Regions from separate parts of the Homo sapiens genome. Here region 2 is linked to region 1. Evidence: chromatin contacts called from ENCODE Hi-C or POLR2A ChIA-PET data. All regions are on one chromosome and are shown on one strand. The core of a region is the stretch at or near the end of the contact, and the rest is flanking DNA. Distances in the headings are between cores, read along the strand shown. Region 1 overlaps RPS6KA2 (ribosomal protein S6 kinase A2). Region 2 holds the start of RAMACL (RNA guanine-7 methyltransferase activating subunit like).

Region 1 (6,945 bases), core at 1,968-4,467:
GTTCATTAGAAATCCGCCCAGGCAGGGGAACGTCGGAGCTGTCCACCCACCCTCTGCCACCACCCATGGGGCCTGCCTTCCAGGGCTGTGTGGGGGAGGCTGTGCTTACACCCAGCAGCATAGAGAATGAGGGGAGGAGAGCCACAGACACAATAAAGGTGCAACCTAGGGTCACGGAAAAGAACAGCTCTGGACCAGACACTGAAAAGGCTGATGAAATGAGACCAGGGGCTCCAGACATGGGCAAACTTCAGAGTTGAGAGATGAGTGGAAATGGCATGCAAAGATGCTTCTGTGCATTTTGTGGCAGTTTACAGCATTGCAAACTCGATTCTAAGGCAGGCGTGTCCTGAAGTGGGTTGAGATCTGCTGAGCTGGGGAGCAAGCCCCTGCCAGCGAGCCCCTGATCCCCTCCAGCTGGGAGGGTTACTTCCTCCCAGAAGGATTACATCCACATTGCTCTTAGGGCTGACGGACACTGCAATGGAAGGGACTCAATTTAATTCACAATCTGGAAGACTCAGATCAGAAACATGACCTTTGACATAGCATTTGGACAAACCAGGGCACCGCGATGCATTGGCTTAGCTGAGACACGCTTCTCAACTTGCATCTGTCTCCAAACACGCCCTCAGAGTTAAGAAACACCGCCTCCCCCACCTCCCCAGACGCACGGTGATGAACGGGGGGGTCTGTAAACAAAAGGCCAGACCACACCCAGATTTGGGAAAACTGCAGTGAAACGGCAACTTCGGGACACAGGGTGGGACACAAGCCCTTCCTGCCTTGCCCAGCCCAGGCTGTCCCTCTGTCCAAGGCTGCATCTCCCACCACTGGGACCCCACCCTCAGGGGGTGAGGTCTTGCCCATGACAGGCCCTGTGTGGATAGGGACTCTGGGCACTAAGGGTGAGCGCTGAGCCCTTGCTGCGTTTCCTGAGCCGAGTCACTGTGTAACCGTGGGTGTGCACCAGGACCAGCGAGTGAAGGGCCAAGGTGCAGACAGCTTTAGGAGCTGCACATCTCTTGGAAATGTGGCTGTGACCCTGGCTAACGACGACCGTCACCACTGATGAAAAGGAGGAGTCCTGATGACTCTTGGTTGGAATCTCAGGTCCCATCTGGGACTTTGCTGAGGGGGTCCCAGTAACAACAACGTGGCAAAAATTGTTTGGTCAGTAGGTTCCTCTAAGCCATGAACCCCACACACAGCTGTGAGCACACACACACACATGTGCACGCACACGCATGAACACACACACACAGTGCCCCTGTGTGTGCTGCAGCATGGGCCCTCTGTCCTGATCAGGCGTCCTCCCCTCTGGTCCTGAGTGCTCTCCATCCTGGGCCTCCCATCTCATTGTCGCCCCCAGCTGGCATCTCAGTGACTTGGGGCTGCTCTGCTGGGGCCTTCAGCTTTGTCCACAGCACTGTTGGTGAATACCCCTCTAAGGAAGCTGCCTCTGTCTGGGTGACAGTTCCCCAGCCTCTCAGACCCTTGACTGGGGACAGCGCTATAAAATGTGTGCAGTGACCTGCTAGTTAGTTTTCATCCAATGCACTGGACACAGTCCTTTCCACAGACACCAGCATGGGGCCCTGCCAGGTGGCATTGGGGGCTGGGTCCATCGGTGTCTCCATGTGCCCTGGCATGGATGCACTGTGGTGTGGGTGGCACGGGCTCCGCTGCGGGGTGAGTCTACACTCTCCAGCCATGTGGGCTGCAATTCAGTCTAGACCCTGGCCCTTCCATGTCAGTAACAGCAACGTGGAGATTCTCAACAGGGGGACTTTGCCAATGTCAGGAGACGTTTGATCATCACGGGGTGGGGGTGGGGATGCGCTAAACAGCCTCAATGCATGGCGCAGCTCCCAAAACAAGAATTAACCGGCCCAAAATGCAGACGGTGCAGAGCCGTGGCCGAGACACCGTCCTCCAGCCCCAGGCTGTGGTGTGGACGTTTCATAATTGATTCAATGATTTCCTTATTGATTGATGCTTACTTCATCTTCAGGTCTTTGTTAAACAGGAAGACCTTCGGCAAACACCGTTTATTTGTACCCCTTTTACGCAGGTATGGCTATTTCTGTTGGAGAGATTTCTGGAAGTAACACTTCTGGGCAAAAGGGTGCATACATTTAACATTCTGATGGTTTTACCAAGGTGCTGAAATGTTGCAGGGATTTACTCTCCTGACACACACCCACGTGCCCTGGGCTTTCTGGATTGGCCTGCAGTGACTGGCAGACAGTGACGGCAGAACACCCTGTGACATCACCCATGCCACGGGGAGCTCACCGTGTCACCTGCTCTGACGTCACCAGTGCCACGGGAGCTCACTGTGTCACCTGCTCTCCTGGTAGCCACGCTCGGCATGCAGAGGTGCTCGGTGACAAGGAGGAATTGCTTTACTGTGTTGTGTGGAAGAATGAAAACAGGCTGAGTGGACAAAGGCGCTGACAGTGGGTTATCACCGAGAGGTCTGTAGAGTGGAATAAAATATCTGCTTACACAGAGGAGAACTGCCTCGGAAATACAACTATGGGACATCTTTATATGAAGTAAAGAATTACTATGAAGATGAATCTGCAGGAAGGAAGAGTGGTTTACGTGATAAAAATCTGGATTAGAAGTTGGATGTAAATGTGTTTAATTAGGTGAATACAACTATGACAATTCATTACAAGATGAATCTCATGGGGATTAGTACTCAGTACTTTAAATACATCAATGTTGATTTTTAAAAATCACCTTAACTCCTTTTTTCTAAGATCACAGTTATACTTCAATTATCTCACATTGTGAAATATGACTGTGGAGTAGGAAGGTACTTTTGATTAGCTTCACTTTCAATCACTGAAGGATTGCAAATGAATGCAAAAGTTCCCTGCAATGGAAGCTGATGTGGGGAAGAAGTTAAATGGGTCCTTCTTTCTTTGGGGTTAAGGCATGCAGAGAGGAAAATCTAGTATTTTTTCCGAAATGAAGTATTTCCTGATTTAACTTTTGCCTTCCCCTCTGGTATGTCTTCTATCTATGAGGTTAGAGTTTAAAAAAAAACAGAATTTAATGTGTTCCTTTCGTTTTCTTGTTAAAATAACCTGAAACACCCTGCTCCAGTTGCTGTCTAAACCGTAAACACCCTGCTCTAGTTGCTGTCTAAACCGGAAACACCCTGCTCTTGCTGCTGTCTGAACCGAAAACACCCTGCTCCAGTTGCTGTCTAAACCGGAAACACCCTGCTCCTGCTGCTGTCTGAACCGGAAACACCCTGCTCCTGCTGCTGTCTGACTCTGAGACAACACGGCCGCGCCAACTCGCTAAGACCGGCCCAGCCCACGGAGTAATCCTCAATACGCTGTCACATACACGAAAAGAAAATCAATCAGTAGTTAAAGTAGATCCTGATTTTAATAGATGTGGAGGTTTCTCAATTTAGGGAGAATTAAATTAGAAGCAGCTTTTCAACGGTTCTGTCCTTAGCTTAGAGACTTTCAAAACTCAGGGAAGTCAGATTGGTTGAAGGATACTACCATTTTGGGTAAAACCAGTGGCTTTTAGAAAACAGCTTATGGTATTTTGGCAGCAACTATGTGTTTTAGAAGCTGTGAAGGGGCCTTTTTTCCTGGAGCTCAGATGGCACTGGTACTATTTCAACCTCTAGGTGAGGTCTGTTTTCAGTGACCTTGGTTGGCATTGGGCCGGAGCAGGAGGGTGGCCCTCCACATCTCCACTGTAGCTTGCGGGGCAGCGCCCTGCACGTTCCCGTGGTGGGGTGTCCCGGGGAATCTTACCCAGCCGGTTGCAGGGGTTCCGTTTGAAGAGAGCTCGCAGCAAACTCTGTGCCTCCCCACTGAGGAACTGCGGCATCCCCAGCTTGGCTCTGAAAAACAAGATCCTATTTTAGGATCTATTTTAGGAGAACAAGGACAAGCTATAAAGAGGGCCCCAGTCAGCATTCAGAGACCTCAATCGCAGTCACCCAGAGCAGCCCGTGCTCTACCACGTGGGTCTTAGGACCCTTTTATGCTTTAAAAGTTACTGAGGACACCAAAGAGCTTATGTTTATGTGGGTTACAGCTGTGATATTTACCACAGTAGAAAGTAAAGTGAGAAATTTGTATAATTTCCATTTCCTAATTCACTTTAATAAATTTTTATTAATAAACATTATTTAATAATAAAATCATTAAAAAACAATAACACTCCCATTAACACAAATAACATTGTTAATGGAAATTATCTATGTTTTCTCAAACATACATATAAAAAAGTCTTTAGTGGCATTGTTCTGCACTTGGGTGCGTCTCTTCCTGGCTCATAGGAGACAGCTGGACCCTGTGCTCGGTCTGTTGCGATGCTATGAAGAAAACCTGCGAGAGGAGGACCTGCAAACCCCGGGAGGGTCTCAGGACCACCGGAGTCCTCAGAGCACACTGAGAACCCCACGCGCAGAGCCTAGTGCTCCCTCCAGAAATTCTCCATCCCTCCCAAGTGGAATGCCCTGAGGCCACACCCGTGACTTGCTGTCAGGGATTATTCCAGCTTTAGCAAAAGTAAAGAACATGTCCTCCCTTAAAATTCAAACAATGAGAATCACTGCAAAGGTCCTGACTTGCAGCTCTCAGTGTCTGCTGCAATTCAAGGTCCCTTGATGGAGGAAAAGGCTGATTAAATAAAAAGACACTCCTTAGCTTGACAAAAGGGTCCTCACAATGGGGCTTCCTTCACTCCCCTCTCTCCTTCCATCTACATAAGGACCGAGCTTACAAAAGCTGAGCTGGTGGTGTTTTAGGTGATTCTCAATTTTATAAAAGTTATGTGTCCATTTGCAAGCAGAGTTGGCAAGAGCAGCTCATGAGGACAAACAGCTTTATGACTCCTCCACCGAGTGGCCTCACTTAGGAAGGAACTGATTAGGGGCTCCCAGCCTCTCTGTTTCCTGCCCTCCTGCTGTCTGCTCTGGGACAGTGATAGTCAGTGGTGTCTGCTCACATTTAGGATGCTATGGCAAGGTGGTATGGGGATCAGGCTTCTTCCTACAGTCCAAGAGCAAAACCTTGGCTTAGTAAATGATTTTTCATGAGAATTAAGCAGAAAATGGTTTGTATCCAGTCACATGGTAAAACGATACCGAGTCCTGCCAAGGTCAACCAGGAGTGCTATATGAATGGGGTCAGCAGGTGGGGAGGGAAAGGAGACCCCTGCTCCTGTGATCTCTCCGGACAAGGCCCTGGAGGCCTTGTGTCTTTTTCCGTCTATCCTTTACTTCTGGGAGGTCACCAACCATCACGCTTGAAAACCAGCCACTACACATTCTAAGTGACTTACTGATGGAAAACTATCTATGGTAGAAGAGTTCATCAGAACCACTCAGCAGGATGAGACAAACCAGCAACTGCTCCCTTGACCCACTGTCATTAGAATGCCCAGCACCCTATTACCACTGCTACTGGCGGACGAGCGCTACCATTTTGTGTAAAACCAGTGACTTTTAGAAAACAGCTTACAATACTTTGGCACTGTAAGCCTAGCAATGTAATTAAAACTTCACAGTTCCAGGTTCAGAGGCAGCAGCTCTTGATATCAGAAGGTGCTCGCAGGTCTCTGGGGTGGCTCCCACACTACTCACTTGAGGATGAGAGCCATGGTCTCCTTCCTGTCCTTCCCCTGGAACGGCAGGGACCCCGTGAGCATCTCAAACTGCAGAGCAACACAGAGCACAGTGAGTTCATTCATCCAGATGGACCCGGCTTCACGGCAGAGTACCCCAGCAGGGCAGCCTGCTACCGTGTCCATTTCCTCATGCAAAATCTCCATCAGTCAATTGTAGCCACTGGCCTACGTGCTTGGGGTACAACAGTGACTAAAACTGCCTCGCAGAGCTTGCCATTTGGTGGGTGAGACGGGTAAATGACAGATGTGGTAGATAATCACACTCTGTGGCAGGCCAGCAGGCCCCGAGTACGACAGAGAAAAGAGGCAGAGCAGGGTCCTGTGGTCAGGCAGTTTGGACGAACACATCTTACACGCGGTTTAGGAACCTGTCCTGCCCTGGCAGGTGTTGTGGAAGGGATGAGCTAGGAGGAGGAGGAGGAGAACAGCTAGCTCATGTTGAACACCCATGCATGCCTGGATGGTGGGGGCTAGAGTGCTTCCAGCATGAGATAGACCTGACCACAGCCATTAGCCTCTGACGAGGACAATATGGCACAGCAACCTCTCAGATACAGCTGCCGCACCCTACATCCTTATTTTGTTATTACTGGACACCTGCCAGGACGGAACTTGAGATAAGGAGGGGATGGAGCACAGCCTTGTCTGAGCATGGGTTTCTTTCTTGCACCAACTCCCCCGGGCACATGCAGTGGTGATTACACACACTCTGGAAGCAGTGGCCTGGAATGGTCTCATCAGAGCAAGGTGCACAGCTGACCGCTTCTCACAAAAGAAACTAGGGCTGCAGCAGGAACCAATCTTTTCATAAAATAAGACCCTGAATCTAAGTGGAATGTGCCCAAGGATCAATCCTACTCGGTGTCTTTCACGTCAGTTTAAATTACGGGGAAGCAGGTGTTTCCATGGTCTTATTGAATTCTCTCTCATCTTTATTTTTTGCTGCGTGTGTCTCTGCCCTTTTAGAATTCATCCTCCAGCATTCGTCCTTTGCAGTTCGAAAATCTCAGGAGATACACAAAGTAGAAAGACCAAAAAAATCACGCAGAATTCCATTACCCAAAGATATCCAAACTTAACATTTGTTAGTTCCTCCTAGTACTTTTTTCAAGCTGTTTTTTATTTTGTTTTAAAAACACAGATAAGGTTTTGTATACTAACTTTTCACAGAATAATATAAAACTTTCAATGGTTATGATGAAATCTTTGTAATATCACTTAACAAACATGGATATGACAAAATGTATAGTGAGTGTATTTGTTGCTGTA
Region 2 (6,945 bases), core at 1,510-4,009, 98 kb after region 1:
ATTTCATCACCTTACCCCATAGTGATAGTGACCCTCTAAGGGTCAACAAAAAGGCGCATCTTAAAATGTATTTTATAGCTCTGGTAGGCCAGGTGTGCAACGAAACAAGGTTAATAAATTTAAAATGCCTTGGTGTGTTTTGCTCCTTTCTTAGTCTGCCTGAGCTGCCATAACAAAGTACTATGGATTGGGTGGCTTACAAAACAGACATTTATTTCCCATAGTTCTGGAAGCTGGAAGTCCAAGACCAAGGTGCCAGCCATTTGGTCCTGGTGAGGGCCCAATTCCTGGCTCACAGGCAGCTGCTTCTTGCAGCGCCCTTTCGTGGTGGAGCAAGAGCTCTGGTCTCTCTTCCTCTTCCTCTGAGGACACTACTCCCATCGAATCAGGGCCCCAGGCTTAGGACCTCACTTCACCTTCATTACTTCCTTACAGGCCCTTTCTCCACATAGAATCACACTGGGGGTTGGAGCTTCCAAATGTGAACATGGAGGGATACAATTGAGTCCATTAACATTCCATCCCTTATTTGTAGTAACAGCATGACCATACTCAGTGATGACAGGGACACTCTAAATGTCAACATTTACATCTTACAACACTTTTTATAGCTCTATTAGGCCAGTTATGTCATGACATCACAATTAATAAATGAAAAATGCCTGGGCATTCTGGGGATACTCAGCAGCTCTCCAGATGTTAAGGAAACTCAGTATACCCCAATCTGGTCATTTCTATCTGTGATTGTGATCTTTTGCACTTTATTTTATAGTAATTTTAACTGAAATTTTTAACGGAAACAAAGGAGCTACGCTGTCATGCCAAGTTTTCAGTAAATACGTTGAGGAGCTGTGAGCTCAGAAAGCGTTCCAATAGAATTCATTTCTCATGGAGAGACCATGATTGATCTATTTGAAATGCAATATTGGTCCAGAAACTCAGAAACATTTGGTGGAACTCAGGGTTTACAATAACAACATTAGCTAAAGATTCAATCTGGACCTATTTTAAGATCCCGAGGGGGTGGCACATTGGTGTGTCATTCCCAAGATGTCTCAAAACACACAGCAGATTTCTGCTGTAGCAACTAGTGTGAGAAAACCCGAGAGCTTCTTGGTCATCTTTGCACCTCTGAGTGCTGAGCACACGTGTGGTGACGATGTTGCTACAACGATGTGGGGTGCAGGAAGCTCGAGTTTCAAAAGAAGATCATAAGTAACACATTTTTCCTTCTAGCCAGAATGCCCTGAAATACATGAAAAAAGATGCAGCTCTGGCTACGTGAAAAAGAGGTAGTGAGTGACTCGGGGCTGGGAAACGAAGCCGTCCTCGCTGGGATGGACTTTCAGTCTCACATCTTCAGCAACTTTAGCTTCTTCATTATGACTTTTTTTCTCTTGAAGATTAAGGAATCGAGGATTGCTGACATGTCTGTATTGATTAGTTATGGTTCTCCACTATGTTTACTGCCATCCTAATTACAGAACCTAATTTTCACATTTACTTATAATTGTGTGCAATTGTCCAGGCTGATCTTTTAAGGTTAAAGAGAAAATCTCAAACATGACATCAAACAAGTCTTTTTTTTTTTTTTTTTTTTTCCTTATTTTACAGCTTTATTACTGATTTCCCTCTAAAAAGAGACTCAAGTGTGGAGCTGACTCATCTATAGATTAAGGAATCACAAAGTACCATAGTCACTTAACAAATGCAAAAAAAAAAAAAAGCAATTGTTTTACCTTTCAACTGCTGATGTTATGTACAATCTATCACAAAAAGCATAGCTGTGCATTCATGAGCTGATTATATCAACCTCTAGAATTTTAGAAACGAGCACATCTAAGCATATGGATACTCTCTTACCTTACAAAGTAAAAGCATTTTCTATTTTAAAATTTTTATTTCTGTGTAAAACAAAGAATTCCTAGAGGTCAAATAATATACCAAACTTAAAGCACTATTAAGTCATGAAACAAAGAAGATTCTGAGGTAGAAGTCAAGCAATATAATCCACAGTTTCAGGTATTCCCAGCAACCATCGCATTTCGCAAGTAAGATCTATTTTTTTTAAAGTCTCAACTTCCAAAAAATCAATAATCCATTCTGTAAAATCAGATGTAAAACTATGACCAACAGAAGACACCCAAACTTTTCTCATGGTAACAGAGTAAATGCTTTTACTAAAAGCTGCCAACATTTCTATCAGTAGTAACCGTAAGGAGGCCGCTGGTTGTAACCATAATGTCCATATTGCTGGGGATAGTAAGGTTCTTGTCTGTGTTGCGGGTAGTTGTTACCCCAGGATCGTCCATGCCACTGATTGGATCGATTGTCACTTGGCCACCCCCATCTGTTGTCCCTGCCTCTGAACTGTCTGTTGTCTTGCAACCGATTGCCTCTGTTTCTTTGGTTCCCACCAGCTCTGCTATTCCATTCCTCAACAATTGGAGGAGACTCAGGAGGGCGTTTCAGGTATTCCTGATACTCCTTGTCATTTTCTGTGAATCTACTAGCAAACATCTCTTCAAAATTTGGAACAGCTTCGGCAGTGTCAGTCATTCTGAAAATCCCAAAGGTTTGAGGCAGCTGTATTGCTTAATGTTTAGGTTGTTTAAATCCGCCAAGGGCTATGTCTATCCAGCTCAGGCCGAACCCCGCCGGCGAGACACTGAGAAGCCCAGGAGAGGTGGCCTCTGGTCCACTACACCGTGGAACTCCAGACCACTCCAGTTCTCCAATGTAACCGAGCGCCTTCCTCTCCAAACAAGTCTTTTAATAAGGCCCATGAACTAGTCCATATATATACCAGAGGAGGAAAGAAAAAGAATGACCACAGTTTATTCTGAAGACATGACAAAGGTAACACACATCAGTTATACACAAAGTCAAATTTCAGCATTACCTCCAGGGCAGAGGGAGCCAACAGCTTTCAGAAATCTCTGCTCCTGCCATAGACTGGGGCTCCCCTCAGCTGCCTCCCAGTGGGGACTACATTACCCAGCCCTCCTTGCAGGCAGGTGTGGTCATGTGACTAGCCCTGGCCAATGGAGTGTGTCTGGATGGTGTACCTTAAAGAAGCAGGTGCTTCTTTCATAGTCTCTTTCCCCCCACAGCTAACTGCAGGCCCTTAGGGCTGGTGGAGCTACAAAGAAGAAGCCTGGGTCCCCCAAATCCCCATGTGGAAGCAAAGTGGCCAGTCATCAGGAACCCTGACATTAGACTAACACATAAGGAAGAAATAATTTTTCTTTTATGAACTCAGGGAAATATTTTCCTGAAACACAAGAGTGCACAGTCCAGAGACCCTGGGTCAGAGCCCTACAGGCCCAAGAAAGGCTTGGTTGGACACTGGCATGGGACAGAGGGAGGCAAGAAAGATGAGATAAGCACAGACTAGAGATTCGTATCTGCTTTTCATAAGTACAAGAGAAATGTACCATCAAAATCAGTTCTAATCACCGTCACTCTAATTGTGTGGCATCAGACAAGCTCCTCACCCGTCCTTGGCCTCAGTTCCCTCCTATGTAGAATGAGGGGGTCCTACCTGGATTAGTGGTTGTGAGAAATAAATGAACCCACGCATGTAAAACTCCCAGAACAGTACCTGGCATAGAGTGGGTTCTCAAAAATAACACTTTAGTTCTTCCTGAATATCTCATGCAGTGATATAACATCTTTCTTGAACGAGTCTGCCCTTTTTGAAGTCTGCCATTGGAAAAAAAAAAGCAAACCAGCATAAAATAAATATTATATATATATATACACACACAAAAATGTAAAATATATAAGTGGATTCAGAAGTAGAAGATGAAGGGCCCACGTCTCTGAAAAGCCACAGCTGAAGGCGCTGAAACTAGCCGTCTGGCCTCACTAGCACAGTGGGTAGAGTCTGACTTCCTGCTGGCTGCTGTCATTCATGGCAGGACTTTCCGGGACTGTGCGCTCTCTGCCCTGTGGGGAAGAACCCCGAGGAGGTGAGAGTGAGACCCTGCGCCCTCCTCACTCACTCAGGTTCCAGCCACAACAGTGAATTTATTTTGTTTTTTATCTGTTTGGCTTATCACATCTGAATGCAAAATATGCAGCATAAAATGAATGAAAATTGAGACCCCAGTGATGGTTAGAGAATTCTCGTATCATGAACTAAAAGTGAACTTCTTTCCAAGAAACAGGGGACCTTCGTTTTGCTCCCCAATGTACACACTGTGCTGGGGTCTGAAGTAAACAAGGCAGGAGCTCAGCTCCATCCCAGGGCCCTCACCCTCCACTGCTCCCTGAGTGTGGTTTAAAAAGAGGAACAAGGACCTCCACAAAGTCAGCTTCACATTCAGCAGGTGGACAGCAGAATCAAATCTCTGCAAAGAAACAGCCTATGAGTGTGTGCAGCTGCTCACAGGCCTAAATTATAATTTCCAGGTGGGGCCAGCGAGTTGCTGCAGGGGTGGCTTTCTGCAGAAAAAATGAGGGGTGGCTGAACTGGATTCCACAGGCCCTAGCCACACAGAGCATCATGCACCTGAACTGGGGGTCTTAGGGGACTCCTCTTGGGCACACGACATCCCTTTGCTGCCTCCTTTCCACAGGGACCCTGCGCTGGGAACTTGCAGCACGTCGCTGAGACACCAGAATCTGGGGAAATTCTGCCTGTCCCCAACCTCTCGCTCTGGCTGATTTTGCCATCTAATTTGTAGCCTTGCATGTACATAATTCCTATTTGTACAGAAAAACAATCAAAGGTGGAACTAGATCGTCTGATCTCAACTCCAGAATGTGGGCTTTATTGCTGCCCTGTAACCTGGGGCTGCTACTCTGCCCTGATGATGGACACAGGGTTCCCGGAAGCTCAGGGCCCGAAGAGAGTCCAGCTGGGCAGTCGCACATGACAGACAGGGTGCGGCAGCCAATGGCCCTCCGTGCTCACTGTCAACCCGGCCAGCAGAGGCCATGCATAGGTGGCCAGGTGCGACTACCTGTGTTCCAGCAAGTAGATGGAAAAGGAACACTGTCGCTTTCTCAGGGCTGACTTCCAAATTGGGGGGAGGAGGAGTGGGTGGTTAAGGGCATCTAGGAGGTGGGTGGCAAGGGAGTGCCCCCGCAGAAAAGGAGGAAGAAGCTCTAAGCCCTTGATGAGTCAGAGCTGAAATTAGTAACATTGGGGTTGCCACTACTCTTTCAAAATTTAAGTCTTTTATAAAAGAGCCCCAGGCTTTCTGGAAACAGGTGGTCAGATTGAAATAAAAATGATGGCTATGGGGCCAGTCTCCTCCTACCACCAGCAAAAGCCAAAAGTGAATTTATGTTTCACAGCCAGTGTGGAGAAAGCGTCTGCTCAACAGCTCAACAGGAAACCACGGTGCATTCCAGGGCCCCTCCTGGGGTTCCTTTGCTCATTTTCACATAAAGAAAGAAAAAGGATGGGAAGTATTAATCTGCAGCACTAAGTATGCACTTTTGTGAGCACTTGTTCTAAATTATTGCCATTACATATCCACACTGGAATTGAAAAATAACCCAGCTCAATTCATCGGCCAAAGACACCCAGCCTCCATGGTCAGAGTATCTTCTATGCCCGACAGGAGGGACTGTACCCTTAGAATTGAAATCAGTTGAAATCAGTCATGCTTCATGGAAGGCTGCATAAACAATGTCATTCTACCCTTAGGTATTTTACCCTCATTAAGTCGCAGAAAATAAGAGCCTAAAGGGAAACTGGGAAATTGAACTTTCAGCTTTTACTATCAGCTCCAATAGAGACTGTTGGTAGAAATGGGCGCACATCACCTGTGTCTCCAGCATCTCTGCATGAAAAACAGAGCGTGGTCTATCAGTCTTACAGAAGACTCTCACCCAGTGCTTTGGCCCAAACAAATCAGATTTGTTGGAAACATTTTCAAAATTTCTAACTCCTAGATTTGATATACAACATAAACTAAACTGTGGCATGAACAGAATGGAGAGAGACTTGGGATCTTACCGGGAGACAAGATCATACCCACCAACCCAACAAATGAGGCCACAGGCATGCAAGTGAGATACACAGAAAACAAGAACAGGAAGGGCCAGAGGAAGAAGGGCCCCTGGGCAGCTTGATTGGGGTGCTCAGAGGAGGAGGCAAGGGAACTGGGGGGAATACAGACGGTGCTGTGGAGAGGGCATTCAAGGTGAAATAAAACAGCTCAAGCAAAGACACAGGGGCTGGAATTGGCAAGCATCATCGGGATGATAAAGACTAAATCTATTTGATTAGAGCAGCCTTCTGGTTTTGCTTCTTTTGTTGTTTTGCTTATACTTTTTGCTTAAAACTTGGACATAGTGGGAAATAGAATCAGAACAGTAAATTACTAGTTCCTACATCAGTAGGCTTTGAGGAGCAAGAACCTACTAAACGCTGATAAGAATCAGTCATTAGGGTCTGGCAGATACAGCATCCACGTAAGATTAAGTTCACAGATTCCCAGTGTGAACTCCGTGTCAGACTCTGCTTTAGGAGGAGACAGATCCTATTTCAGGGCTGGGCACACCTAAAGATGGAGCCTGGCGAGGAGCATGACTTAGGGTGAGAACCATGCCATCAGCCTGCCCCAGAAGAATCCAGACATGCAGCAGCACAATTGAAATCCTCATTGAGGACTTCAGGTCGTTGCACTGTACTATACAGGGGATTCGTGTGGAATGAGTTGATTGCTGCTGCTCTTGCCCCACAACACACACACGCACGTGCATAACTGAAAGCACGTCTATGTTAATGGGCTTTCCTGCAGTAACCTTCTTACTATCTCTACTCATTTCCCGTTGCATCATGTATACCTTAAACATACACAATAAAACTCATTTTAAAAAATTAAAAAAAAAACCTCATTGAGGCAGTGAGTATAATCAACACTAACGGATAAGTGATGGCCCCAGGCAAAGAGCATAAATAAGGGAACGGAAGAGATCATCAAA

The links. A loop is a pair of places that touch in the nucleus more often than their neighbours do. ChIA-PET counts read pairs that join two places held with the same protein, here RNA polymerase II (POLR2A). Pooled maps may share reads with other maps.
Region 2: a pooled map shows a loop between it and region 1 (10-fold over the local background). The contact joins the promoter of RAMACL here to the enhancer-like site in region 1. A Hi-C loop is called at or near these places in 1 of 168 maps with a recorded cell type or tissue (endothelial cell of umbilical vein), 10 of 37 single-sample maps with no recorded cell type and 11 of 50 pooled maps. POLR2A ChIA-PET finds 5 or more read pairs at or near these places in 2 of 52 experiments (CD4-positive, alpha-beta T cell and activated CD4-positive, alpha-beta T cell).

What each region holds. Positions count from the first base shown.
Region 1 is chr6:166,485,039-166,491,983 of GRCh38, forward strand. It overlaps RPS6KA2 (ribosomal protein S6 kinase A2), which reads right to left. Exons shown (of 21, transcript NM_021135.6): 9 at 5,633-5,703; 10 at 3,795-3,883. Among named protein-coding and RNA genes, the nearest start is that of MIR1913, 21 kb to the right of the region's middle. RefSeq lists enhancers at 825-1,325, 4,624-5,124. Within about 2 kb of position 3,218, at least 19 of the 41 ENCODE cell types and tissues checked have a DNase peak (open chromatin) inside an H3K27ac peak, as active enhancers do; they include CD4-positive, alpha-beta T cell and endothelial cell of umbilical vein, where a contact is called at or near this core.
Region 2 is chr6:166,583,919-166,590,863 of GRCh38, forward strand. RAMACL (RNA guanine-7 methyltransferase activating subunit like) reads right to left here and starts at 2,760. Exons shown (of 1, transcript NM_001395999.1): 1 at 1-2,760. The coding sequence starts at 2,559. The coding sequence ends at 2,203. All of the region lies in intron 1 of RPS6KA2 (ribosomal protein S6 kinase A2), which reads right to left. RefSeq lists a silencer at 2,963-3,102 and enhancers at 4,651-4,700, 5,281-5,540.